Linked DNA regions of Homo sapiens: region 1 is linked to region 2. Evidence: read pairs that join two places in POLR2A ChIA-PET (ENCODE). Cell type or tissue: GM12878. All regions are shown on one strand. Each heading gives the region's core, and the rest is flanking DNA. Links, peaks and the distances in the headings are about the cores only. Region 1 has its middle 36 kb from the start of ELOVL3. Region 2 overlaps GBF1 (golgi brefeldin A resistant guanine nucleotide exchange factor 1).

Region 1 (15,802 bases), core at 7,045-9,544, 63 kb after region 2:
TGATCAAAATAATCTTAGAGCAGATTATACCCCGATTTGGCTTGGTAGAAAATACTGATTCAGACAATGGGAGCCATTTTACCTCAAGGGTATTAAGGGGAATTACGGAAGGTTTACAAATTACATGGGATTATCACACCCTTTGGCATCCCCCTTCCTCTGGAAACGTAGAAAGAATGAATCAAACTCTCAAAAAGCATATTACCAAACTAATCTTAAAAACTAAAATTCGGCTGGGCACGGTGGTTCATGCCTGTAATCCCAGCACTTTGGGAAGCCGAGGCAGGTGGATCACAAGGTCAGGAAATTGAGACCATCCTGGCTAACACGGTGAAACCCTATCTCTACTAAAAAATACAAAAAATTAGCCACGCGTGGTGGCGGGCGCCTGTAGTCCCAGCTACTTGGGAGACTGAGGCAGGAGTATGGCGTGAACCCAGGAGGCGGAGCTTGCAGTGAGCCGAGATAGCGCCAATGCACTCCAGCCTTGGCGACAGAGTGAGACTCCATCTCAAAAACAAAAAAAAAAAACTAAACTAAACTAAAATTCCTTGGACCAAATGTCTTCCAGTAGCACTCCTTAGGGTAAGGACAGCCCCCAAAAACAGACTTGGGACTGTCCCCATATGAGTTATTATACAGACTCCAATATTTGGGCAGGGCTACAGATCTTCCTACTATGAAAACCAAGGACCAATTCTTAAGAAATTATATACTGGCCATATACTCCACCTTGTCATCCCTTAGGTTAAAAGGACTTCTAACTCAAACCCTGCCTCTTGAGTTCACAGTTCACCACTTCCAATCCAATGACTTGGTGCTGATTAAGACTTGGAAAGAAGATATGCTCCAACCCAGCTGGGAAGTTCCCTATCAAGTGCTCCTGACCACCAAGACAGCTGTATGAAAAGCTGAACGGGGGTGGACTCACTATACATGAGTCAAGAGACTGGTAAAAGAAACCCCAGAAGGGAGGAAGAAAGACCAGTGGAAAGTGTATCAGTTACCCGAGAAATCTTTAAAGTTGAGTCTGAAAAAAAACTTAACAAAGAAGACCATGGGAAGGCCCTACTTTTGGAAATTAATGTGGTTGGGATGGCTTACTATACAAAGGGTGGAAGGTCAAAATGGAAATTGGCAGGAGACCCCTTCCTACCCGATCAAATTGGTGATTAATGTGACTAGAACAATAGCACCCCAAACTATAGTTTGATGCCTGCCAAATTTTATCCTGTAGAAGTTTAGAAAACCAGAGGCAGCTTTCACAGGCAGATAAGTATATCTCTGCCCTGAACCAGACAAAGGCTACCGTAGGGCAAGTCCCTGACCTAGCTGGGATGATGTTTGCTGGACCACCAAATACCAGGGTTGGACTGTCAATATGGGGTGGGTAACCCCATCTTGGAGGGCCCTAAATAATAAAATACAACTGTCCAAGGGCTCCCCACCAAATAATTGTCAGAATCTACAATGTAATGCTATACTCATCTTTATTGACAACCCAGTCATTTTAAACCAAAAGCCAGAGGTAGCATCTTGAGTATATGAGTTAGGGGCAGATATTATTGGGAGGGATCCTTTAGGTAGATTTATCCTCAAGTTAGTCGAGAACTCAACCTCTCATTTGCCTGGGACCACTCCAACTCCAGACCCCAACAAACACTCTAGTTCACCCAACAATAATCCTAAAAGAATAGAAATAATTGAAGGATTTAAGGCAAACCTTAGAAATTGGGACGGGGGCCATGTGCGGTGGCTCACACCTGTAATCCCAGCACTTTGGGAGGCTAAGGCGGGTGGATCACCTGAGGCCCGGAGTTTGAGACCAGCCTGGCCAACATGGCGAAAACCCGTCCCTATTAAAAATACAAAAATTAGCCTGGCATGGTGGCATGTGCCTGTAATCCCAGCTACTAGTGGGGCTGAGGCAGGAGAATAGCTTGAACCTGGGAGGCGGAGGTTGCAGTGAGCCGTGATTGTGCCACTGCACTCCAGCCTGGGCAACAGAGTGAGACTCTATCTCAAAAAAAAGAAAGGAAAGAAGGAAAGAAAAGAAAGAAAAAGGAAGGACAGAAGGAAGGAAGGAAGGAAGGAAAGAAGGGGGAAAAAGGCAAAAGAAATTGAGACAGGGTAAGCAGATGTGAATGCCTGGGTCAAATAGGTCAAATTTTTGGTACAAGCCCTCAACAAGAGTAACTGCTACATGTGTGCTGCAGGATGACCACAAGCACAGGTGGTTCCGTTTCCCCTAGGACGGGATACCAATCCTGAAGGAATGCATTGCATGTTGGCTCTATACCAGGACAAGAATGCATGGGGAGATGAGACTTGTAAGAGTCTGTCATTACTCTTTCCTGCATTGCAGAGGTCGGATCCCACAGCAATCCCCTCATTCTCTATAGGGAGTATGAACCACTCCTCTTGTCTCTCCAGGCAGGAGGCTGAGTTCAATAAGTCCATGGGAGAACTCTTGACTTGTACCCACATCCTAAACGTCACTGGTGAGTCAGGCAATGGCAATTACTCAGTTCTCCATATACCCTGGGCTGATGTCTGGTGGTACTGTGGGAAGAGGAACCTCCATAACCTGTTACGGTCCAATTGGACCGGTACTTGTGCTTTAGTCCAACTGGCTGTTCCCTTTACCCTGGCATTCCATAAGATACCTGAAAATTCACATGGCCACCAAAACCGGAGACATTTAACAAATTCCTTTAATCCCAATATCTACATTGACACAGTGAGTCCCCAGGGGGGTGCCTAATTAATTCAAGGCCCAAAACCAAATAGCTGTGGGGTTTGAGTCAGCACTCTTCTGCTGGTCAACTATTAACAAAAAAGTAGATTGGATTAATTACATCTATTATAATCAACAGACATTCATTATACTCAAGATGCCCTCAAGGGGGTGGCTAGCCAGTTAGATGCCACCAGCCTAGGAAAACAGGTTTGCATTAGATATGATATTAGCAGAAAAAGGAGGTGTATGTGTTATGCTAGGTGGAAAATGTTGTACTTTCATTCCCAATAATACTGCCCCAGATAGAACTATCACAAAGGCATTACAAGGGCTAACAACCCTAGCCAACAAACTGGCAGAAAATGCTGGGATTGATGACCCATTTATAGACTGGCTAGAAAGATGGTTTAAAAAATGGAAAGGTGGGCCAGGCCCGGTGGCTCACACGTGTAATCCCAGCACTTTGGGAGGCCGAGGCGGGTGGATCACGAGGTCAGGCGATCAAGACCATCCTGCCTAACATGGTGAAACCCCGTCTCTACTAAAAATACAAAAAAATTAGCAGGGCGTGGTGGCAGGTGCCTGTAGTCCCAGCTACTCGGGAGGCTGAGGAGAGGAGGAGCTACTCAGGAAGAGAATGGCTTGAACCCGGGAGGCAGAGCTTGCAGTGAGCCGAGATCGCGTCACTGCACTTCAGCCTGGGCGACTGAATGAGACTCTGTCTCAAAAAAAAAAAAAAAAAAAAATGGAAAGGTGGCTGGGCATGGTGGCTCACGCCTATAATCCCAGCACTTTGGGAGGCCGAGTGGGGCGGATCATAAGTTCAGAAGTTTGAGACCAGCCTGGCCAATATGATGAAACTCTGTCTCTATTAAAAATACAAAAATTAGCCAGGCATGGTGGTGTGTGCCTGTAGACCCAGGTACTTGGAAGGCTGAGGCAGGAGAATCGCTTGAACCTGGGAGGCAGAGATTGCAATGAGCTGAGTTTGCACCACTGCACTCCAGCCTGGGCTACAGTGAAACTTCATCTCAAAAAAAAAAAAAAAAAAAAAAAAAGGAAAGGCATGGTACATGGTAGCTTCAATCCTTACATCTCTCATAATTGTAGCAGAAGTCTTAGCAGTGGGATGTTGTATTATCCTTTGTGTGAGGGGACTAGCACAGAGATTAACTGAAACATCTATTTTTTCTTTTCTTTTTTTTTTTGGAGTCTCCTTCTATCGCCCAGGCTGGAGTGCAGTAGCACGATCTCAGCTCACTGCAACCTCTGCCTCTCGGGTTCAAGCAATTCTCCTGCCTCAGCCTCTGGAGTAGCTACGATTACAGGTGTGCACCACCATGCCAGGCTGATTTTTGTATTTTTAGTAGAGATGGGGTGCTGTTATGTTGGCCTGACCTCAAGTGATCCGCCTGCCTCAGCCTCCCAAAGTGCTGGGATTACAGGCATGAGCCACCGCGCCCGGCCTGAAACAGCTATTAATAAACAAATGCCCATGATTTACCAGAAAAATAACCTACTACTATTAGAAACCAAATTAAACTCACTCTCCTATGAGGAAGAAAGTAAATGACTTCTAGAGCAATTTCAGGACCAAAAGGGTTTAGATAAAAATGAGACTGAGGAAAGTAAATAGAAAAGAGGAGGGAATTTGTGAGAGAATATTTTAAATGGTCTATTTTCAAGGCATGATAAATCTGTGTACTGGCAGCCAGCCTGCAGATGTGACAAACCGAACAACTCATGCACCTAGAAAGTCACGATAAGAGAACAGAATGTAGAGGAGGGGTCAGCCCATAAAAGGGAAGAAAGTTTCATTATTGGGAAATTGAAACTTAAGTGAGGAAGGGGACTGGGGTATAACCTTATAAGGGGATAATGAAACTTAGGCGATGTCCGGGAAGATTGTAACCCCATAGTACTAGACCAACGAGGAGCTGGGGGAGGGCCTTGCGTGCTAGGAGATAAATTACCTGTTGTAACTGCCCCGGGTATGCCTGCCTACCGGACACCTGATCTTGCAAGACCGCCATTAAGTCTCGCTTCTGCTGCATTTCGTGTCTCTGAGTCCATTCTTTGATTTTGGACAGGTGAGGGTTTCTCATAATCACTTCAAGTATTTATCATTTCTATGTGTTAGGAACCTTTAAAGTCCTCTCTTCTAGCTATTTTGAAATAGACAATATATTGTTGCAAATTATAGTCACCCTACTCTGCTGTGGAATATTGGAACTTATTCCTTCTATTTAACTGTATGTTTGTGTCCATTAACCCATCTCCCTCAGGCTCTAGGGACTTTGTGTTTTGGCTCTGTTTGCCCCAGGGGCAGCTTCCCTGGTGTGCTATACTACCTGTTCCCTAGGGTACAAGATACTGTGTGCTAGAGCAACCACATCAGAGGGAACCTCTACTGGGTCCAACCACGTCTGCTGCTTCAGCCCTCCAGGTGGACACAGGTGGATGTCAGTGAGGCTCCAGAGATGTGGAGATGCAAGGGCTGTTGGGCCCCAGGACAGAATGCAGTCTGATAGGTGCTTAGCTCTAAAAATGATCCCATGCTGCAGCTGCTTAGGGGTCATGGAGGAGGGGTGTGGGACCCAGTGTGAGCTCCCTCTCTAGAGCACTGACGTCACACAGTCTCCAGGCAGCTCCTACACTATTCTCAGGGCCTGCAAGGATCACGAGGTTCTCCCATGTCTCGGGTTTCAGGTGGGAATGTGGATCACTAGGGATCTCTCATTTACACTTTCCCACACTGGGGAAACTCCTTGGCCTCCCAGCCAATCCTGGCCTGCAGAGCTGGCTGTCTCGCTTCCCTCTCCTCCTGTGCCTCAGGTGTTTCCTGTCACTTCCCTGTTGAGTTCCAGTGGTCTCCCTTAGATGCTTGATTCAAAGTATTATTATCTATTCGCTATTTTGGTTCTTCTTTGTGGAGGAGGCAAGTGCAAGATGCCTCCAGTCAGCCATCTTCTTTTTGTGTTACCAAAACACGAGGGGTTCAGTCCAGGTCCTGCTGCTCGCCACACTGAAAGCCAATGACTGAGACGACAAGTATTGCCAAGGAAGAAGGCTTTAATCGGGTGCTGCAGCCCAGGATATGGGAGCTCAGCCTCAAATCCATCTCCCTGACTGACTAAAACAAAGGGTTTATATAGCAGGGAAGAAATGTAACAATGTGTAGGCAAACAGGAACTAGAGAAGGGTAAGAAAGCAATCGCGATGAATGAGGGGTCCAAAGTCTATCCAAATGTAATGATCTGATGAGTTTCAGTTTTCTTTTTTTTTTTAAAAGGCCTAAGGGTCCTTTCCTGAGGAAGGAACTCAAGTAGAACAAATATAAGGTTCAAGCTTTAAGATCAGAAAGGTCAATTTCTATGTTTATCCAAAAGAACAGTCTATGGGACTATTGGGTTGGTTTCAGTGCCCCCTTTCTATTGATCAATTCCTCAATCATGAGGAATCTGGTTGTCTATCTTTCTGGCTGCTTCATAATGAGGAGGGGTGTCATAGGCAGCTCCATACCATGGGTGACCATGTAGCCATCCAGGGATCAAAGGTTAATCTAATGTAGAGTTTCTTCTGACACATGATATTTCTCTCTACAGTCCACTGCTTCCACCAAAGACAAATCACAGCAGGACCAATCTACCTGCAAAATAAGCTGCAGTCCCATATAATCGACCTGATTACCCACACACAGTGCAGCAAGAATCATTGTCCATATAGACTCTCCCAAATCAGCTTTGCTGGAACATCTCACAAGACCATTTCAGTCAAAGCCCTGAGAAAATAACCAGTTCCTGGCCAGGTGTGGTGGCTCACACCTGTAATCCCAGCACTTTGGGAGGCCGAGGTGGGTGGATCATGAGGTCAGGAGATCGAGACCATCCTGGCTAACATGGTGAAACCCTGTCTCTCCTAAAAATACAAAAAAAAAAAATTAGCCAGGCGTGGTGGTGGGCACCTGTGGTCCCAGCTATTCGGGAGGCTAAGGCAGGAGAATGGCGTGAACCCAGGAGGCGGAGCTTGCAGTGAGCCAAGATCATGCCACTGCACTCCAGCCTGGGTGACAGAGCAAGGCTCTGTCTCAAAATAATAATAATAATAATAATAATAATGATAATAAAACCAGTTCCTTCAATTGTGCCCTGTTACAAAAGAAAATATGTTGTTGGTTTTTTTTTTTTTTTTTTTTTTTGAGATGGACACTCGCTCTGTTGCCCAGGCTGGAGTGCAGTGGCACAATCTTGGCTCATTGCAAGCTCTGCCTCCTGGGTTCACGTCATTCTCCTGCCTCAGCCTTGCGAGTAGGTGGGACTACAGACGCCCACCACCACGCCCAGCTAATTTTTTGTGTTTTTAGTAGAGATGGGGTTTCACCGTGTTAGCCAGGATGGTCTCGACCTCCTGACCTCGTGATCCGCCCACCTCGGCCTCCCAGAGTGCTGGGATTACAGGAGTGAGCCACCGCGCCTGGCTGAAAATATGTTGTTATTAAGTATATGCAAACATATACATTGCCATGAATTAAGAATATTCACAAATAGTTTACAAATTTTGGAGAAATTAGGCAGAGAGAGATATATGACTCAAATTCTGTTTACAAAAGTATACTCAGCTGGGTGCGATGGCTCACGTCTGTAATCCCAGCACTTTGGGAGGCTGAGGCTGGTGGATCACTTGAGGTCAGGAGTTTGAGACCAGCCTGGCCAACATGGTGAAACCCTGTCTCCACTAAAAATACAAAAATTAGCCAGACATGGTGGCGCACGCCTGTAATCCCAGCTACTCAGGAGGCTGGGGCAGGAGAATCACTTGGGTCCAGGAGGCGGAGGTTGCAGTGAGCCAAGATCACGCCACTGCACTCTAGCCTGGGCAACAGAGTGACACTCCATCTCAAAAAAATTAAAAAGTACACTGCACTTTTGCTGGGTGCAGTGGCTAGCACTTTGGGAGGCTAAGGCAAGCAGATCAGCTGAGGTCAGGAGTTCAAGACCAGCCTGGCCAACATGGCAAAATCCCATCTATACTGAAAATACAAAAATTAGCTGGGAGTGGTGGTGCACACCTGTAATCCCAGCTACTCAGTAGGCTGAGGCAGGATAATTGCTTGAACCCAGGAGGTGGAGGTTGCAGTGAGTCAAGATCACACCATTGCACTCCAGCCTGGGCAACAGAGCGAGACTCCATCTCAAAAAAAAAAAAAAAGTATACTCCACTTAATACACTTAAAGTATGCTTAAAGGCTATAAACAGCTCAAAAGGAAAAATTATTCAGACTCTGAAAAAACAAAAAGAATCAGCAATATAGCTGGGCGTGGTCACTCACACCTGTAATCCCAGCAGTTTGGGAGGCTGAGGTGGGTGGACCACCTGAGGTCAGGAGTTCGAGACCAGCCTGACCAACATAGAGAAACCCTGTCTCTACTAAAAATACAAAATTAGCTGGGCATGGTGATGCATGCCTGAAATGCCAGCTACTCAGGAGGCTGAGGCAGGAGAATCACTTGAACCTGGGAGGCAGAGGTTGCAGTGAGCCAAGATCCGCCACTGCACTCCAGCCTGAGCAACAAGAGGGAAACTCCGTCTCAAACAAACAAACAAACAAAAGAATCAGCAATATTTCAAACAAAAAGCCATAAAAACTATTTCAGTTTCAGTTTCAATTCATGCAATCAACTCTTGCTCTGTTTCATATTGAGTTAGCAATCTTTATGAACACACCAGCTTTTCAATTACAGTCCTGGAAGTTTTCTCTCTAATTCAGTGGCACAAACCCCAAAGTTATCAGAAACCTGCAAATCAAAAGTCCTTTTAATGAACTCCTCCAAAGAAGCAAGCCCTGGACTGTAGCTGATTGTAAGTCACTTTTTGAGAAGAATCAAAGCAAAACATCGATTGTGGTTGACAAAAGTCTTTTTTTTTTTTTTGAGACAGAGTCTTGCTTTGTTCCCTGGCCTAGAGCACAGTAACACAATCTCAGCTCACTGCAATCTCTGCCTCCTAGGTTCAAGCAATTCTCCTGCCTCAGTCTCCTGAGTACCTGGGACTACAGGTGTTCGCTGCAGATCTGAGCCTCCCTGTGCTCTTGTTGGGGCCAGGAGCAGGCAGGATCCATCCCTTCCTGGGTGCAGCTGCAGCAACTTGGTCCACAGCTCCAGATACAGGCCTCCAGTTCCACAGAGCAGGCAGGAACCCCACCCCGCTGTGGGGTGCTGCAGCCGCCCAAATTGGGGCTGCAGACCCAGGCATCCCTGCACTCTTGGGGGGCCTGAAAAGGCCCCCTCCTTGCCCTTGTAGGCTCAGAGTTGCCTGCTCCTGCTGCTTGGCCTCTCCCTGCTCTTGCTGCTTGGCCTTTCCCTGCTCCCGGTGCCCACTCTGATCTTGGACCAGGCTTGGGGCCAAGTCCAGGGGCTGTCACAGTGCTGCCAGGTGTGTGCAAGCTCAGGGCAGTGCTGACACGCCAGTCCCCTGCTGCCCTGCCCCCCTCTGGACTTTGGGCACTGAGGAGTGCAGGAAGGGAAGTTGAGAGGGGCTGAGAGTGACTGGTGCTGGCCTGCAGGTGCCCCTTGGTGCCAGCAGCCTGGGCACTATGGATGGCTGTGGAAGGCAGACAGGCTCCTGGGTGGAAGGGGGCAAGTCCCCAGTGAAGCCCCACCTTCATGCCAGGACAGGCCTGAAGTGTGGGGGCCAGGCTGCCATTCCTGCTGATTGGAGGAGGAACTCATGGTGCTTTTTCCTGTGGACCAGTCAGCACACACTCCCTTCCCCGAGCCACATAAAAGCCCTGGGCTCAGCCACAGCAGGGCAGAGGTTGGGGAGACAACAAGAGGACCAAATGCAGAGAGGAGCTATTCCCCCTGCTGATAGCTAGAGACAATGGGATGGCCAGCTGGCAGAAAGGAGCTACCCTCTCTGCTAAGAGCTTCAGAGACCAGAAGAGACATTGCGTGGACCAGCTTCAGAGAGGAGCCATCCTCTCCAGGGCCTCCTCTCTGCTGAGGGCAGCATACGTCAAGATGACCAGTAGCAGACAGGAGCTGTCCTCTCCAGGGCCTCCTCTCTGCTGAGAGCAGCAGACGTTGGGACAACGAGTAACAGAAAGGAGCTACCCACTGTGCGTCTCCCCTGAGCTGCTCTAATACTAAATAAAGCTCCTCTTTGTCTGGTTCACTTGCCTGAGTACCTCATTCTTCCTGAACGCAGGACAAGAACTCAGGCAAAGCACCACTGGCCACAGAGGTTTCTGGCCAGAAAAATTGACATCCAGTGATCCCGTAATACTACTTTTCAAAAAATTTTCATGAAGATCATTTGTTTTGGCTGGGTTTATAATTTTATAACCTTCTATGCCAAACCCTGAAACCTCAAAATATCTACCAGAGACAAATATAAAATCCAGACAAAAATGTATGCTCACAATTTTGAAGACATTTTTATTTTCATTTTACCAATAATTTTACAGCCAGCTGGTTTCGAAAAAATTTACTTAACTCACACGAACTTGAAAATTGCTTTGACTTATTTAATTTATGAGTGCTGTTTTACTTATAAGCCAATTTGGTAGACACAACATATACCAATAAGGGTACATACAAATAAACACATCTAAACATGAATATACACACATAAACAAAGATCCAATAGCTTTTACCTTGGAACTATAGCTATGAGATAGCAATACAAGCTTACTGGTTTTACATGGTTACACTTTGTCCCAGTAGGTAATTCAGTGAAGGCTGTGAATCAAAATTTTGGGTATAGTAGTTTCCATGGCAGTTTGATTTTTAAAGGCCAAACCTCCTCAGACTCCAAAGAACATTGGGGTCAAACAGCAACAAAGGAGAACATCACATACCTGCCAGGCCCAACCTTGCTTAGAACAGCAGCACAAAAGCCTGGATACACACAACTCCATCCCACTTTCCCATTCAGCAGCAAACTCCAGATTCCAAACAGCAAACGCCAGATTCCAAACAACACTGGGGCCAACAGTATTGCAAATGAATATCAGTTTACCGAATTCTAACTTCTCATGACTATATAAAACACACACAAATGATCACCAAAACACAATCCAACTGCTGCAGCAAAAAACAAGCCCCAAGAGTGTCCAAACTCAAACAGTCAGGGTGCTTCCTCTCTTCATTGGTTGGGCTTGATCAAATGCAAACAAAAATTCCTTAGGAAATTTCCCAAATTGAGAGGAACTGATCCCGCTGTCTGGTACACACACGAGGCACTCACTTGCCCAGACACAACATACAATTATAAACTAGCCCCCAAGAGTGTCCACATAAAAACAGTCAGGGTGTTTCCCTCCCTCAGTCAGTTGGGCTTGTTCAACCTGCAAATGAAAATTCTTTTAAAAATTTCCCAAATTGAGAGGAGCAAATCCTGCTGTCTGGGCCCACAAAGGATACTCACCTATCTGGATGCAGATGTCCAATTTCGAAGGCTATTCTTCCAAGGCAATCAGGAGGATGGTTGGGGCTGACCATGGTGGGGCCAGAGAGAAACTGAAACTCACTTCCAGCTGATATTGGTCAATAGATGGGCATGGTGCATGCCTGTAGTCCAGCTACTGGGGAGGCTGAGGCAGGAGAATAACTTGAACCTGGTGAAGTGGCTACATTGTCTGGGGTATATGCCCTCAGGTATATATTTATCATTGTCACAGGCCAGGAAAATTTAGGACACAGACACACACAAGGGGTTTAGGAGCAGAGGTTTAATAGGTAGAAGAGAAAAGAGAAATAGCTTCCTCTATAGAAGAAGAGGTCTCCGAATGGAAAGGACTGGCTGGTAGTGAAGACACCAGTTTGAGGAGGCAGTGTCTGATTTAGTGTGGACTGTTTTAATGTGTCTTGATTTACATAGGGCTCACAGATTGGTTTGATCAGCTATGACGTTTACATAGTGCTCAGGAAAGGCTGGTTGCCCCACCCTAATCTTGTTACGCAAATGGCCTTTCCAGTTGATCGACACCATCTGTTTTTTTTTTCTTTTTCTTTTTTTTTTTTTTTTTTTTTGAGACAGAGTTTTGCTCTCGTTATCCAGGCTGGAGTGCAATGGTGCGATCTCAGCTCGCTGCAACTTCTGACTCCCCGGTTCAAGCAATTCTCCTGCCTCAGCCGCCTGAGCAGCTGGGACTATAGGCGCCCACCACCACGCCCAGCTAATTTTTATATTTTTAGTAGAGGCGAGGTGATCGACACCATCTGGTCTGCTCCTTACAGTACACATGACTGGCAGAGAAGGGAAGATGAAGTCGCTATCTTGAACATGTCTACTCCTTAGTTCCTGCTGGCATTCACCCTTGCAAACTCCCAGGTTTCAGGCTGCTCTTTGTTAGAAAATGATTTGGGGCAGCTTTTCATTAAAAAAGAAAAAGAAAAGCCTTACTGAGGATTCCCGTACCCTGGCTATCTGCCCAAGTGATTTCTTCTGACTCCTATAGCACTGGGAGGCAGAGGTTGCAGTGAGCCAAGATTGTGCCACTGCACTACAGCCTGGGTGACACTGTGAGACTCCATCTCAAAGGAAATAAAATAAAATAATAAAATAAAATAAAATTTGTCAGGCAGCTGCATAAGAGGGCTTCTGAGACTCCACCCATGGCAGCTGAGCCACAAGCAACATGTTCCCAGTCAGGGAACCAAAATATGTTATTGAAACATCAGGGGTTCAGTCTAGGTCCTACAGCTCGCTGCACAGAAAGCCAATGACTGAGATGACAAGTATTGCCAAGGAAGAAGGCTTTAATCGGGTGCTGCAGCTGAGAAGATGGGAGCTCAAAACCTCAAATCCATCTCCCTGATCAACTAAAACAAGGGTTTTATACAGAGGGGAAGAAATGTAATGTGTAAGAAAACAGGAAGTAGGGAGGGCCAAGGAAGTAATCATGATGAATGAGGGGTCCAAAGTCTCATTGTCTGGATGTAGTGATCTGGTGAGTTTCAGTTCATTGATACTTTTTTTTTGCGGGGGAGAAGCCTGAAGGTCATTTACTAATGAAGGAACTCAAATAAAGCAAATATAAGTTTCAAGCTTTAAGACCAGAAAGATAAATTTTTATGTTTATCCAAAACAATAGTCTCTGGAACTATTGGGTTGATTTCATTTGTTTGTTTTTTACCTTTTAAGTTCAGGGGTACATGTGCAGGTTTGTTATATAAGCAAATTTGTACTTGTCACAGCGGTTTGTTGTACAGATTATTTCTTCACCCAAGTATAAAGTCTAGTATTAGTTATTTTTTCTGATCCTCTCTCTCCTCCCATCTTCCACCCTCCAGTAGGCTCCAGTGTCTGTTGTTCCCCTCTTTGTGCCAATGTGTTCTCATCATTTACCTCCCACTTATAAGTGAGAACATGCAGTGATATGTTTGGCTCTGTGTCCCCACCCAGATCTCATCTTGTAGCTCCAATAAGATGTGGGAGGGACCCAGTGGGAGATGACTGAATCATGGGGGTGGGTCTTTCCTGTGCTGTTCTGGTGATAGTGAATGGGTCTCAAAAGATCTGATGGTTTTAAAAATGGGAGTTTCTCAGCACAAGTTCTCTTTTTGCCTACTGCCATCCACGTAAGTTGTAACTTGCTCCTCCTTGTCTTTCTACTGTGATTGTGCGGCCTCCCAGCCATGTGGAACTGTAAGCCCATTAAACTTCTTTCTTTTGTAAATTGCCCAGCTTCAGGTATGTCTTTATCAGCAGCATGAAAATGGACTAATACAGTAAATTAGTACCAGGAGTGGAGTGTTGCTGAAAAGATACCTGAAAATGTGGAAGCAACTTCAGAACTGGGTAACAGGGAGAGGCTGAAACTATTTAGAGGGCTCAGAAGAAGAGAGAAAAATGTGGAAAAGATTGGAACTTCCTAGAGACTTGTTGAGTGGCTTTGACAAAAATGCTGATAATGGGTCAGGCATGGTGGCTCACACCTGTAATCCCAACACTTTGGGGGGCCGAGGCGGGCAGATGACCTGACATCGGGAGTTCAAGACCAGCCTGACCAACATGGAGAAACCCCTTCTCTACTAAAAATACAAAATTAGCCAGGCGTGGTGGTGCATGCCTGTAATCTCAGCTACCCGGGAGGCTGAGGCAGAAGAATCACTTACCTAGGAGGTGGAGGTTGTGGTGAGCCAAGATCACACCATTGCATTCCAGCATGGGCAACAAGAGCGAAACTCCGTCTCAAAAAAAAAAAAATGTTGATAGTGATATGAACAATAAGGTCCAGACTGAGGTGGTCTCAGATGGAGATGAGGAACTTGTTGGGAACTGGAGCAAAGGTGACTCTTGTTATGTTTTAGCAAAGAGACTGGCAGCATTTTGCCCCTGCCCTAGAGATTTATGGAACTTTGAACTTGAGAGAGATGATTTAGGGTATCCGGTGGAAAAAAGTTTCTAAGTAGCAAAGCATTCAAGAGGTGACTTGGGTGCTGTTAAAGGCATTCAGTTTTGGTTTTGTTTTTTTTTTTCAGACGGAGTCTTGCTCTGTTGCCCAGGCTGGAGTGCAGTAGCACAATCTCGGCTCACTGCAAGCTCCACCTCCCAGGTTCACACATTCTCCTGCCTCAGCCTCCCGAGTAGCTGGGACTACAGGCGCCCACCACCACGCCCGGCTAATTTTTTGTATTTTTTAGTAGAGACAGGGTTTCACCGTGTTAGCCAGGATGGTCTCGATCTCCTGACCTCGTGATCTGCCCACCTCAGCCTCCCAAAGTGCTGGTATTACAGGCGTGAGCCACCGCGCCCAGCCGGCATTCAGTTTTAAAAGGGAAACAGGGCATAAAAGCTTGGAAAATGTGCAGCCTGACAATGCGATAGAAAAAAAAATCCCATTTTCTGAGGAGAAATTCAAGCTGGCTGCAGAAATTTGCATGAGTAATGAGGACCCGAATGTTAATCCCCAAGACAATGGGGAAAATGTCTCCAGTGCATGTCAGAAGTCTTCACAGCATCCCTTCCCATCACAGGCCAAGAGGCCTAGGAGGAAAAATTAGTTTTGTGGGCTGGGCCAAGGGTTCCTGTGCTGTGTGCAGCATAGGGACTTAGTGCCTGTAATCCCAGCTACTTGGGAGGCTGAGGCAGGAGAATCACTTGAACCCAGGAAGCAAAGGTTGCAGTGACCCGAGATCTCACCACTTCAGCCTGGGCTGTGTCTCAATTTAAAAAAATAAAAATAAAAAATAAACAAGGCCAGAAGCAATGGCTCACGCCTGTAATCCCAGCACTTTGGGAGGCCAAGGCAGGTGGATCGCGAGGTCAGGAGATCGAGACCATCCTGGCTAACATGGTGAGACCCCGTCTTTACTAAAAATACAAAAATCAGCCAGGCGTGGTGGTGGTGCCTGTAGTCCCGGCTACTCAGGAGGCTGAGGAAGGAGAATGGCATGAACCTGGGAGGCGGAGCTTGCAGTGAGCCGAGATAGTGCCACTGCACTCCAGCCTGGGTGACAGAGCAAGACCCTGTCTCAAAATAAATAAAATAAAAATGCCAAGGCCAGGCGTGGTAGCTCATGCCTGTAATCCCAGCACTTTGGGAGGCCGAGGCAGGCAGATCACGAGGTCAGGAGTTCAAGACCAGCCTGGCCAAGATGGTGAAACCCCGTCTCTACTAAAAATACAAAAATTAGCTGGGTGTGGTGGCAGCGCCTGTAATCCCAGCTACTCGGGAGGCTGAGGCAGAGAATTGCTTGAACCAAGGAAGCGGATGTTGCAGTGAGCCAAGATCGCGCCACTGCACTCCAGCCTCGGCAACACAGCAAGACTCCATCTCAATAAATAAACAAACAAACAAACAAACAAATCTTTCATTCTGTAGCATTTCAAATTAAGGGGAGAAAAAAATAAATTGGCCAGGCTTGGTGACTCATGCCTGTAATCCCAGCACTTTGGGAGGCCAAGGAAGGCAGATCCACTTGAAGTCAGGAGTTTGAGACCAGCCTGGCCAACATGGTGAAACCCTGTCTCTACTAAAAATACAAAAATTAGCTGGTCATGGTGGCGTGCACCTGTAGTCTCAGCTACTCAGGAGGCTGAGGCAGGAGAATCACT
Region 2 (14,205 bases), core at 11,697-14,196:
CCACCTTAGTCTTACACTGAGAACCCCAGTCCTGATAACCAAAACTGGACATTAGGTCCTCAGAGCTAAAAAGACCTGGGACTAAATCTCCAAAGGCAAACTCCTCACCACCACACCCTCACACGCACATAGACACACGCACACCCTAAGAAGTCTTCCTCAAGCCCTGGCCCTGAAGGCTTTAAAGTAAGTCATTAAAAGATGATCCCATAAGAGAAGATTTTGGTTGTGATACTTTCTTTCATTCATTCATTCATTCATTCATTCATTGAAAGGGTCTCACTCTTGTCACTCAGGCTAGAGTACAGTGGCGCAATCATGGGTCACTGTAACCTCGAACTCCTGGGCTCAAGTGATCCTCTCGCCTCAGCCTAAGTAGCTGGAACTACAGTTGTACGCCACCATACCCAACTAATTTTTTTTATTTTTATTTTTGTAGAGATGGGGGGAATCTTGGTATGTTGCCCATGCTGGTCTCGAACTCCCAGCCTCAAGTAATCCTGCTGTCTTGGCCACCCAAAGTGCTAGATTACAGATGTGGGTCACTGCACCTAGCCTGGTTGTGATACTTTTAGACTGTTCCTCTCCTGTTTTAAACCAAAAATTTTCTGGAAAAGAATCTCTTTGTAATGATCTAAGTTTAAAGACCAAGGACAAAGACAGACTATATCTGGAGGCAAATGACTACAACCAAACACCACAACTCACAACTGACTATAGCCCTTTCCATAAAGCTATACTGGATGAAGGGAACTAAGGCTTGCAAGAATTTATCTAGTCTGGGAACAAAGAGATCAAAGACCACAGACCATATTGGCTAGAAGCATTCCCATAAACTGTCTACTCTTGTCAGATCTAAAACCAAGAGCAATATCAAGTATCCTGATATTTCACTTTCCCTTCCATGCCCCATCCCATGCCACAGATCCTACCACAAGGTCTAGCTGCGAGACTGAAGATAACTCCCATATGCAAGAGCCCCAAAAGATTCTTAGAAGAATAAAAGGAAATGTGTCTTTGGAATCTAAACCCATGGCAGGGCTTGGGCAGATGTAAGAGAGAGGCAGTGGCCCTTCTGCCCCTAAGGCCAGGACACCCCAGCCCTGCAGGCAGCACAGAGTTAACTACCCACCCGCTCTGAGAAGCACAAAGGTACATCACTGCAACATGCCTAACATTTACATTGCCTCTCTCTGCTCATTAAACAGGTTTTGGTTAAATAATGAACAAACTGTATTACAGACTCCAATGAGAATTCCAAAATTATAAATCAACTGGGAAAGCCCAAAGGGGCAGACAGACAGGGAGGGGGGAGAAGGATAATATTGACTAATATAAAGGGCGCAGCTTGACAGTGGATATTCCTGCCACACCTGATCAAACACACTCCGTGGGGGGAGGGGAAAGAGAGCAAGAGAGGGAAGATGGGACAAGACAGCCTGAAATTTGCATCCGGAAAAGATTAAAACGGATTCTTTGGGGATAGAGAAAATACATAATATATATTACTATAAATGCAAAACTGTACTAAAAGCTAACTCAAATGTCAAAGATTACAGTTTGAATAAATTTAAATATAAAAGCCATGTGCTTCCTTGAGTTAATGAGAGAGACATAAAAGGACAAACTGGGCCAGAAGCTGAACAGAGCCTTATGCTGCCTTTGCTGGGTAATGGGTCCAAAGCACAGCAGTGACTACAGAGACTTCCCTCCACAGTTCTGAGACCTGAGAAAAAACTGGCAAATCCATCACTTCTGCAGCCTACATTTGCCTCCTTTATAAACTGAGATATGATTCACATACTATAAAATTATCCTTTTCAAGTATACAATTCAGTGGTTTCTTGTATACTCACAAAGTTGTGCAACCATCGCTACTATCTAATTCTAGAACATTTTCATTACCCCAAAAAGGAACCCTGTAGCCATTAGCAGTCACTCTCCATACCCCCTCCCAGCCCCTGGTAACCACACATCTGTTTTAACTCCTTCAGAATAATCTAAAAGGAGTCCTGAGAGGACTTCAAGACCAAATGAGGGACAGCAGTCAAGTCTCTCTCACTGGTGGTAAGCTAAAGCTTTATCCAAAGTAACAGTATGCAAACTTTGCTCTTGGACACCCTTTTTCTTCCAAGAGCAACCCTCTTTTCAAATTTGGTATTATTAGAATATCTTATTACTCTAAATGCTATAGACCTTGTAGTCATCATACAGTTTAGGCAAATACTGACTGTAAATGTGGTCCAATGACATACATCTGTGAGAAAAACTAGTATGGACTTAGCCAACCTTACTGGAGAAAAGGACTTATTTCCTTCACAATAATGAGATAATATTCCTGGAGGAGTAGTGTAGGTAGTACTTATACATTTTAAAGATTCTTTCTACAAAAAGAGAAAAAAAAATCATTTTGGTTTACTGACAATGTCCAATGAACCACCCATTTCCAACAGTGATAGTCTTACCAATCAAGCCAGCAGAAAGCCTAGAAAAATGCAAACAGAAACCCTTTGCAAAAAAGGACCATGTCCAAGTCAGTTTCATGAGAAACTGGGTAGAAGTCCTAGAATTCCTGCTATCCCTCCTCCAATCTAAGTGGTACACCTTAACTGGTCATCTAACACAAGCACATTCCCTTCAGTTTTCTCTCCAAGTTAAAAACCCTTTCCCAGCCTCCTACCATTAATAAGCTTCCAGGAAAGCAGTCCTCCTGACACTGCCAATCAGAAAAATCTGTTTGTTTCCGTAAAAGAAACAAGAAATTAGTCATGGGTTGCAGAGTCCAGGACCACAGGGACAGCTGACCCATAAACCTGCTCCTGGGAGCCGGCACTGTGTGTGGGGTCAGAAGCAATATGAAGACCATAAATGCTCTATTTTAGGTCTATTCTGTCATTTTCTCAGGCAGGTAATATGCTAAAAACCAAGAACAATGTAGCAACCTTGGCAGGCACCATTTCAAGACATGCCACAGCTGTTGGCCTTGGAAAACACTACTCCCTTCCCTCTCACTCCAGGGGAAAGCTTAGCAACACCCAGAGATGTTCCTACCACCAATGAGAGAAATGGCTCCTGAACACACTCTGGTTTTACTAGTTCCAAGAGCAGATAATCTGGCTGGATTTCTGACCCAAGGACGTAAGGAAATCAGGCGTCAGACTCAACTTTGATAGCTCTTAAATAGTCTACAATTCCTAGACTGCATCATTCACCACAGGTATGGTCTCTGAGGTAAAATCTTGGGACATGTTAGCATGAAGAAAATAAGCATGGGATCTGGATTCAGTAGCAGGCAGGAAATGTGGCTCTGTCAGGATAGCAGCACCACCTCAGCTCCTCAAGGTTTGCAGAATGACCAAAAGGCCTACAAGGCCAGGGTGATCTCAGTCATTTTAGGGTATTCCCAGTCACTTATAACAACAATCCTTCACTGTGTATAAGATGTTTACCAAGTGTTTCCAATTATATTAACTTGTTTGATCCTCTTAATATCTCTTAAGAAGACAGTACTCTGAATTCAAAACCAAACAAAAAGAACTGTAAATCTCCATTCATTATATTTCCTTTCTAATTGGGATATGTAAGCTTTATCTGTAAAATTAAAAAAAAAAATCTGTGCAAGTAGCCAACATTCTAAAGCACTCAAGTACCAGTCGGTACAGGCCATAAAATAAGAACATGCCACCTAGTAGCAGCATTTGCCCTGCTAACTAGTCAACAATTGCCTCCTCTATACTTGATCCTTCTTAGCTAACATTTCCAAGCTGTTTCAATTGAGTGAAATTTGCTCCTTTAAAGAAAATATGGTTGGGAGGCCAAGGTGGGCGGATCACTTGAGGTCAGAAGTTCAACACCAGCCTGGCCAAAACGGTGAAACATCATCTCTACTAAAAATACAAAAATTAGCCAGGCATAGTGGCACACGCCTATAATCCCAGTTACTCAGGAGGCTGAGGCAGAAGACTTGCTTGAACCCAAGAAGCAGAAGTTACAGTGAGCTGAGATCACGCCACTGCACAAAAAGAAAATATGGGCTGAGCACGGTGGCTCACGTCTGTAATCCTAGCACTTTAGGAGGCCAAGGCAAGTGGATCATCTGAGGTCAGGAGTCTGAGACTAGCCTGGCCAACATGGTGAAACTCCGTCTCTAGTAAAAATACAAAAATTAGTCGGGTGTGGTGGTGCACGTCTGTAATCCCAGCTACTTGGGAGGCTGAGGCACGAAAATCGCTTGAATCTGGGAGACGGAAGTTGCAGTTGCAGTGAGCCGAGATCACACCACTGCACTCCAGCCTAGGCAACAGAGAGACACACTGTTTCAAAAAAAAAAAAAAAAAAGAAAGAAAGAAAGAAAATATGTAGGGAACTCTTAGATAACTTTAGCCCATGTTTAGGAAAGTAAAATAGATTTTTTCTCCAGATCTTCTCCCATATTTCTAATGAAAAGAAGAAATTTTCTTATTGTTTGTTTAATTTGCAGAAGCCTAAACACTATCCAATTACAGTCTGACATATGTCACTAGCCAAAAGCATTCCAGGGTTATACACTGCAGGAGCCCTTTGTGGTCAACAAAGGAACATAGCTCTGAGGCTGTCCCTTTCAGTCTGTATCTACATCCCCTTGGTTTTGACACTTTCCTCCTTTCCTGCCAGTGTATATGTGTGTGTGTGTGTGTATATATATACATAAAATAAACACACACACACACACACACACAAATATAAGGTACTTAATGTGTACATTCTCTTCTAATCACATGTACAGAAGCAATATAGAGCAAAGAGCCCTAAACCAGGCAACAGAGGCCTGAATTCTAGTTTTGACTCCACCTCTTAGGATTAGTGTGACCTCAGCTAAATCACTTTAAACTCCTCTGGGCTTTAACTTCTTTCACAAAAAGGGGACAATAGCTGCCATGCCTCCCTCACAGGGTTGTATAAAAGTTCAATAAGGTAATAAATGTGAAAATGGCTTTGAAAATTCTAAACATATGAATATATTATATAAGGTTACCGTGATTAGGAAAATAGGGGGCAAACAAAGGGACAAATGATTCTAGAACACATGAAGACTGAAAGATCATGAAGACTGAAACCAATGCAATAAACCAAGGATTGGAAAACTGCACCCATGGGCCAAATCTGGCTTGCAGATTCTTTTTTTTAAAGAAAATATAGGCCAGGCGCAGTGGCTCATTCCTGTAATCCCAGCACTTTCAGAGGCCGAGGCAGTGGATCACCTGAGGCCAGGAGTTTGAGACCAGCCTGGCCAACATGGTGAAACCCCGTCTCTACTAAAAATACAAAAATTAGGCAGGTGTGGTGGCACGCGCCTGTAATCCCAGCTACTTAGGAGGCTGAGGCAGGAGACTGGCTTAAACCCAGGAGGCAGAGGTTGCAGTGAGCTGAGTTCATGACACTGCACTCCAGCCTGGGCAACAGAGACTCTACCTCAAAAAAAAAAAAAAAAAAAAAAAGAAGAAAGGAAAATATAGGCCAGGCACAGTGGCTCAAGCCTGGAATCCCAACACTTTGAGAGGCCAAGACAGGAGGATTGCTTGAGCTCAGGCATTTGAAACCAGCCTGGGCAACATAGCAAGACCCTGTCTCTATGAAATAAACAAAAAGAAAATATATATTTCTCATTTATTTATATATTATCTATGGCTGCTTTTGAGCTACAAAGGCAGAGTTAAGTAGTTGCAGTTGTGTATGGCCCACAAAGCCTAAATTATTTACTATAAAGTCCTTTATACAAAAAGTTTGTCTATCCTTTCAATAAATCAAACACATATTTTTTACCAAGATTAGTAATCCACATACATATGGAGACTTACCTGTTATACTGTTTAAAACCTCCTTTAGATGACCGAAACTATGCAGCAGAGGATCCCGTTCTTCATCCTGTAGAACACATAGATTAAAGTAAGTCATTATTGGGCCAAAAGAGGAAAAGGAAAATAAAGGACAGATCAAGGGCTCTTTCTATGAATCCAATCAGAAAATCATTTAAGTTTTCCTTCTGAGGAAAAGAAAATTAGCCATAGTTCATATTTTTCTGTACCCTAATCTCTTATTTCGTAGAGATACTCTGGGCTTATACAAAATAGTGAATTCTTAAGTGCTAATCTATATCATCACCATAACACTCAAGCTACTACAGATTGCCAGGTCCTTTATATGTGTATTATTCTGTCTTCTCTCCCTTTTCATACCCACTATGTCATCATACATATTCATTTCAAAGATATTCCTGATGCCATGCTCACTTTTAAATCAATACATTTTTATGAAAGAACTTGAGAAATTTCCAAATGCACTTACCAACTATGTTCATATAAACTCCCAAGTTGGCAATTTCTAAACTTGCTTTTACAACTGGGCCAAAAATTGTTTTACACAATTCTACAAAAAAAAGTCCTCAAACATATATAGCAAAGAAAGCCAACTGTATAACAGGTAAGTTTCTTACTCATCTGATTGGTAAGATATGGCCTACTCTATATATGGAAGTTTGCTGAACCCCCAAGAAGGAGTACCATCACTAAGTCATGTTCTATGTATCAATAACTACCCTGATTTAAATAAATTTGATAGCTAATTATAGCCCTAAAGAATTAGAAAATAAAGAATCTTTCTGATACTTTTAGGCATACTAAAGAGGTCCCAAGCACAGGACTAGCTTAAGCTGTTTACAAAAATATTTAGAAGAAGAATGGTGTCATCTTTTGGGTCCCAGAGAAAAAAAGATAGCCTATATATCTGATGCTAGTTGGGATACAAAAAAACAAGATATCAAGAACAACTCTGAATTCCTACTATTCTCATTATTACTAGGAATTTGATTACTCTTTTAACCATGCCAACAGATCCCCTATAAAAACTTAGTGACCAGGCTATTTATCCATTTCCCACTTACCAGTGGTGTATGGGTGCTCCATCGGGCATTTCGTTTGATGGCCCCAACCACAATGTTAATCTCCCCTTGAATGATGTAAATATTCTTATCCACCATCTTGGCAAACCTACCAAAACAGTTAAGATAATAGTCTGGTTAATATTTGGTTACCCAAAGCATACCCAAGTTTAAAAATCAGTACCTGATAAGGTTAGAATTGTGATTTAACTTTTCAGTACCAAGATTTTCTTTCTTTCTTTCTTTTTTTTTTTTTTTTTTTTGAGGCAGAGTTTCACTCTTGTTGCCCAGGCTGGAGTGCAATGGCGTGATCCTGGCTCACCACAACCTCTGCCTCCCGAGTTCAAGCAATTCTCCTGCCTCAGCCTCCTGAGTAGCTGGGATTACAGGCATGCGCCACCATATCTGGCTAATTTTGTATTTTTTTTAGAAGAGACGGGGTTTCTCTGTGTTGGTCAGGCTGGTCTCGAGCTCCAGACCTCAGGTAATCCACCCGCCTGGGCCTCCCAAAGTGCTGGGATTACAGGCGTGAGCCACTGCACCTGGCCAGTACCAAAATTTTCTATACTCATAAAATCTGTTAGCCAGGTGCAGTGGCTCAGGCCTGTAATCCCAGCACTTTGAGAGGCAGAGGCAGGTGGATCACCTGAGGTCGGGAGCTCAAGACCAGCCTGACCAACATGGAGAAACCCTCTCTCCACTAAAAACACAAAAAATTAGCCAGGCGAGGTGGCGCATGCCTGTAATCTCAGCCACCCGGGAGGCTGAGATGGGAGAATTGCTTGGACCTGGGAGGCAGAGGTTGTGTGAGCCAAGATCGCCCCATTGCACTCCAGCCTGGGCAACAAGAGTGAAACTCCACCTCAAAAAAAAAAAAAAAAAAAAAATCTGTAATACTAAAATGAGATGAAGTCCATCTTATGTTATGAATCCAACTATCTGGCTCTCCTGGGGGTCTTTAGAAGTTCAAGGTAGTTCAAGATACAACTCAAAGCGAGTCAATCCAGAACATTTTTCAAAGGCACCTCAACAATCCTCAGGAAGCATGTCAAATTCTTCAAAGTCAATTGTTCCCAAAGTCCTATGATGCCTTTAAGTACACAGATACAACTGTAATGTCAGCTTGTTAAAAACAATATTTCTGGCCAGACATGGTGGCTCATGCCTATAATCCTAGCACTTTGGGAGGACGAGGCGGGAGGATTGCTTGAGCCCAGGAATTTAAGACCAGCCTGGGCAGCATATCGAGACACTCTCTCTCGCTCTCTCCTAAGTATATAGTCTTCCCTTTGTTCTTTTTAATCTACTCAATAAAAATTTAACTTGAATTTAAAGATTCAAGTTAAAGAAAAGAATAAAGGTTGTTGGAAGCATAGTGTTGGTTTAGAACCACAGTTGCAATGTCAGCGTAAAGGCTGCATCCAGACAAGGTGAAGTGGCTCACACCTGCAATCCCAGCACTTTGGGAATCCAAGGCAGGAGAATCAGTTCAGCCCAGGAGTTGAGACCAGCCTGGGCAAACAGTGAGACCCAGTCTCTACCAAAAAAACAAAACTAAAAAATTAGCCAGGCATGGTGGCATACACCTGTAGTTCTAGTTACTGGGGAGGCTGAGGCGGGAGGATCACTTGAGCTCAGGAGTTCGAGGCTGCAGTGAGCTATGACCCCACAACTGCACTCCAGCCTGGGTCACAGAGCAAGACACTATCTCTAAAAATATATAAATATAAATATAAACAAATGACTGCATCCAATCTGCCCAGTCAGCTCCAGAAAACTGGACAGTGACAGTGACAAGACCTTTGAAAAGTTCTGAAAACTCATATTAACTGACAGCAAGAAAGCATTAATATGATATGTAAATATAAAATAAAAGGTCTGTGCTAATATACCCAAACTTATAACCATAATTATTCCTAGAGAAGGTGCTGTGAAAACAGGGTGCAATCAGAGGATACTTGAGCCTTATCTGTAATCGTTTTGTCTTTTGGGGTTTTTTTGAGACAAGGTCTCACTCTGTCACCCAGGTTGGAGTCCTGTGGCACTGTCATGCCTCACTGCAGACTTGAACTCTTGGGCTCAAGCAATCCTCCTGCCTTAGCCTCCTGAGTAGCAGGGACTTCAGGCGCACACCACCAACCCAACTAATTTTTGTACTTTTTGTAGAGATGGGGTCTCACTTTGTTGCCCAGGCTGGATCTGTAATATTTTAACTTTTTACAAGAAGGTCGGGCACTGTGGCTCATGCCTGTAATCCCAGCACTTCAGGAGTGTCAAGGCAGGTAGATAACCTGAGCTCGAGACCAACCTGGCCAACATGGTGAAACCCATCTCCACTCAAAATACAAAAATTGGGCAGGTGTGGTGGAGGGCGCCTGTAATCCCAGCTACTCGAGTGGCTGAGGCAGAAGAATCGCTGGAACCTGGGAGGCAGAGGTTAAAGTGAGCCGAGATCATGCCACTGTACTCCATCCAGCCTGGGCAACAGAGCCAGACTCCATCCCAAAAAAAAAAAAATTTTTTTTTTTTACAAAGAGAATGTATTACTGTACTATCAATATAATTAAACATTAATAATGATAAGAGGTATATAATTTATGTCCTTGAGGCATTTATACAGTTTAGTGGAATAGATACAAAAACAGACACAGCCAGAGATAATAGAGAAAGAAATGTACCTAGCAAGTAGCTCAATTTGCATATTTTGCATAAGATGAGGCCCCCCAAGAAAGTGAAAAGCATGAAAACCACCATGATAAAGGAAAAAGAAACTGGTACAAATTTTGTCCAGGGGCCATGCGCAGTGGCTCACACCTGTAATCCCTAACACTTTGGAAGGCTGAGGTGGGCAGATCATTTGAGCCCAGGAGTTCGAGACCAGCCTTGGCAACATGGCGAACCCTGTCTCTATAAAAAATACAAAAATTAGCCAGGTGTGGTGGTGCACACCTGTAGTCCCAGTTGCCAGGGAGGCTGCGGTGGGAGGATTGCTTGAGGCCGGTAGATTGAGGCTGCGGTGAACCGCGTTCGTGCCACTGCACTCAAGCCTGGGCAACAGAGCGAGACTCTGTCTTAAAATAATAATAATAATGTGTCCATGCCCATGACAGCTCCCCAGTCCACAAGGGAATCCAACACAAGATTTATATTAATGACAATTTAAAAAACTAGGTTAATCTCAGAAGACTATCTGCTTTCCAAATGCTCTAGGAACACAACAACGTTCTCTTCTGAGAAGTGTCAATGATATGAATGTACAACCACGCTCTCTTCTGAGGAGGAGGAGAACTTAGAAATAGAAGAAAGATATATTCAAAAATGATTTAAAGTATCAGAAGAGAAAAGATTAAATCTTTCCTGGTATTTCCCTTTCCTTAAATTATGTAGGCAAGATGAATATGCTCTAGGTCTCTGGAAGGACTTGTAAGAAAATGCTAAGAGGTTACGGCCTCCAGGGAAAGAAACTGGATGACTATGGAACTGAGTGGTGGAGGAGTGAAAGGAAGACTAACTTTTCTCTGTATATTCTTTTTTACCTTTTGAATTTTGTGTCACAAACATATATTACCTATTAACTACTTTTAAATTTTAATCAGCTGATTGACTAAAAATGAATAAGCCCTTTAGAAAAGAAGTAACCACTTTCTAAGACAGCAAAGGTCTAAGCAAAAAATCATTGTAAAAAAGAAACATCTAGGGCTGGGCGCAGTGGTTCACGCCTATAATCCCAGCACTCTGGGAGGCTGAGGTGGGCAGATCACCTGAGGTTGGGAGTTCAAGACCAGCCTGGCCAACATGGTGAAACGCCACCTCAACTAAAAATACAAAAATTAGCCAGGTGTGGTGACACACACCTGTAATCCCAGCTGCTTGGGAGGCTGAGGCAGGAGAATCACTTGAACCCAGGAGGTGGAGGTTACAGTGAGCCGAGATCGCGCCACTGCATTCCAACCTGGGCAACAGAGTGAGACTCTGTCTCAAAAAAAAAGAAACATCTAGGGAATGAAGAGGAATTATTTTCAAGTACTATGCAGAGCTGCCTAATCTCCTTCTAGGTCTCTGAGTATGTCCCCTCACTCAGGGAATCTCCAAACAGTTGTGCCCTTCAGCTTCAGATGGGAAACTGATGAACCACTTGCTGCCTGGTAGCCAATGGCCAAGAAATCCCTTGTCACAAGGTCATAAAGGCCTGCAGAAACCTCATAAAAGTATAGTAGAAACGAACTTAAGATTTATCTTGTGTCAGAAATAACAAGAGAAATACATTCATTATGTACCCACACAAATGAAAAATTAATAGAAAAAAATAAATAAGAGAGGGAACAACTAAATAAATACCAACTAACACCCTTAGCCAGATAAGCCACTGGCCCAGAGACTCTGAGTAACATGTACCCTTGAAACCACTGTCCATTTAAAGCTGGGTCTAGAACATTCCCCTAGTGCTTTGTGGCATCCCAGTTACCTCAACAGGATCCAAAGAGGAGTCACTGTATCACTTGGCAACTCTGTCTATATCCAACAAAAGCAGGAGAAAAAGAAACAATAAATTGTATTCTTATTTAATGGAATACCAAAAATATATCTCAGGTTATTTAAATATGAAAAGCAAAACTTGAAATCTCTTAGAAGCTAATATATGAGAATATTTTCTTTTTGATTTTTTTTTAGAGATAGGGTCTTGCCATGTTGCCCAGGCTGGACTCAAACTCCTAGGCTCAAGCAATCCTTCCACAACAGCCTCTTGGGTAGCTGGGACAACAGGTGTGTGCCACAGCACCTGGCTACAGGAGAGTATTTTTATAAACTCAGCATAAGGGAGAAGTACCTAAACAAGAAACAAAAAGCAAAACCTCTTTAAAAAATTGGTGAATTCAACCATGTTAAAATTAAAAATGCCTGTTCAAAAGACAACATAAAAAAGAGGGAAAAGATAAGGCACAAACCAGAAGAAAATATTTGAGGCACATATAACTAATATAAAGGAGTAATATCCAGAGTATACAATAACTGCTACAAAACTATAAGAACTAGACATATAACCCCTCCCCAAAATTGGCAACAGAGATGAATAGGTGTTTCACAGAATAGGAAACATAAACAGCAAATAAATATATGAAAAGATTATTAGCTTCATTAATAATCAGGAAAATTACAAAATAAGATTATAATGATATACCACTTTACATTCCTGAAATAGCAAAACACTTTAAATCTGATAATACTTAAAAGGCCAGGTGCTCACGCCTATAATCCAGCATTTTAGGAGGCCGATGCAGGAGGATCACTTGAGCCAAGGAGTTTGAGAACAGCCTGGGCATCATAGCAAAACTCCATCTCTACAAAAAATTTAAAAATTAGTAGGGCATGGTGGCATGTGCCTGTAGTCCCAGCTACTTGAGAGGCTGAAGTGGGAGGATCACTTGAGCCTAGGAGGTCAAGGCTGCAGTGAGCCACGATCACACCACTGTACTCCAGCCTGGACAACAGAGTAAGACCCTGTCTCAAAAAAAAAATTGTTTTTAAGTTGGTAAAAAATGCAGACCAAGTGGCTGGTATGTATCTAAATTAATATGAATTTGAATAACAATTTGGCATTATCTTACAAAGCTAAAGCACTTCATATCCTATATTTCAGCAATTCCACTTCTAGGACTATACCCCAGAGAAGCTCACACAAAAAAATTGAGAATAGTGGCAAGCGGCAGGGAGTGTGGGGGAACTAACAGGGAAGGGCATACATACATGCAGCCTCAGTTTTGGTGATGTTATTTTTCAAGCTGGGTGGCAGCCATTGGTGCCCCATATAAGCTACACATATTCTTTGTCTAAAATAGCCCCTCGGCTGGGGGCAGTGGCTCATGCTTGTAATCCCAGCACTTTGGGAGGCCAAAGCAGGCAGATCAACTGAGGTCAGGAGTTTGAGACCAGCCTGGCCAGCATGGTGAAACCCCCACTCTACTAAAAATACAAAAATTAGCTGGGCATGATGGCAGGGGCCTGTAATCCCAGCTACTCAGGAGGCTGAGGCAGGAGGATTGCTTGAACCCAGGAGGTGGAGGTTGCAGTAAGCCAAGATTGCATCACTGGTCTCCAGCCTGGGCAGCAGAGCAAGACACCGGCTCAAAAAATAATAATAATAAAATAAAATAAAAGACCCTAAAAAGTTAAAAAGTTCCTTTTTTTTTTTTGAAACAGGGTCTCATTCTGTCGCCCAGGCTGGAGTGCAGTGGTACAATCTTGACTCACTGCAATATCTGCTTCCCAGGCTCAAGCGATCCTCCCACCTCAGCCTCCCAAGTAGCTGGAACTACAGGCATGAGTCACCATGCCTGGCTAATTTTTTTGTATTTTTTGTAGAGACAACATTTTGCCATGTTGCCCAGGCTGGTCTCAAACTCCAGAGCTCAAAGCAATCTGCCTGCCTTGGCCTCCCAAAATGCTGGGATTATAGGTGTGGGCCACCACGCCACATCATTCCTACTTTTTAAAGTCATGGTCTTTGCTGCCTCTTTGCCTTTGCATATGAAGCTCCCTTTCTATTCTGAATGTTTTTTCTCACTCTTGTCCACCTGATAAACCCTTACTCATTCCATCCAAAAGTCAATGAGGGAGTCAGAATATCACAGTGGTTCTAAGAACAATCTTAAAACCACTTATTTATTTATTTATTTATTTTTCCACTTTTTTTTTTTTTTTGAGACAGCGTTTCCCCCTTGTTGCCCAGGCTGGAGTGCAATGGCACAATCTCGGCTCACCGTAACCTCTGCCTCCCAGGTTTAAGCGATTCTCCTGCCTCAACCTCCCAGCAGCTGGGATTACATTCATGCGCCACCATGCCGGGCCAATTTTGTATTTTTAGTAGAGATGAGGTTTCTCCGTGTTGGTCAGGCTGGTCTCAAACTCCCGGCCTCAGGTGATCTGCCCACCTCGGCCTCCCAAAGTGCTGGGATTACAGGTGTGAGCCACTGCGCCCAGCCCTTTTTTCCACTTTTTTAGCAGAGTATTTTTAGTAGAGTTGGGGTTTCACCATGTTGGCCAGGCTGGTCTCAAACTCCTGGTCTCAAACTCCTGACCTCAAGTGATCTGCCTGCCTCGGCCTCTCAAAGTGCTGGGATTATAGGCATGAACTACCATGCCCGGCCACCCACAGCACTTTGTAGTTATCTCTAAACATATCTTGGCTGGGGACAGTGGCTGATGTCTGTGATCCCAGCACTTTGGGAGGCCAAGGAGGGAGCATCAGTTGAGCCTAGAAGTTCAAGACCAGCTTAGGCAACATGGCGAGA

What was found. ChIA-PET counts read pairs that join two places held together with the same protein. Peaks named below come from ENCODE experiments on the same cell type or tissue, not always from the same donor. Only the 100,000 strongest peaks of a DNase experiment are listed, where the experiment ranks them.
Region 1: POLR2A ChIA-PET joins it to region 2 with 7 read pairs; 6 of 35 experiments call an interaction of 5 or more read pairs at or near these places.

The regions. Positions count from the first base shown.
Region 1 is chr10:102,182,177-102,197,978 of GRCh38, reverse strand. No RefSeq gene overlaps it. Among named protein-coding and RNA genes, the nearest start is that of ELOVL3, 36 kb to the left of the region's middle. In GM12878, for the core only: no CTCF peak of the experiment used is centred there; a DNase peak (open chromatin) is centred at 8,438; H3K27ac peaks cover 1,022 bases.
Region 2 is chr10:102,251,749-102,265,953 of GRCh38, reverse strand. GBF1 (golgi brefeldin A resistant guanine nucleotide exchange factor 1) reads right to left here. Exons shown (of 40, transcript NM_001377137.1): 2 at 6,920-7,025; 3 at 5,838-5,904. The coding sequence starts at 7,015. Among named protein-coding and RNA genes, the nearest start is that of GBF1, 13 kb to the right of the region's middle. In GM12878, for the core only: no CTCF peak of the experiment used is centred there; no DNase peak of the experiment used is centred there.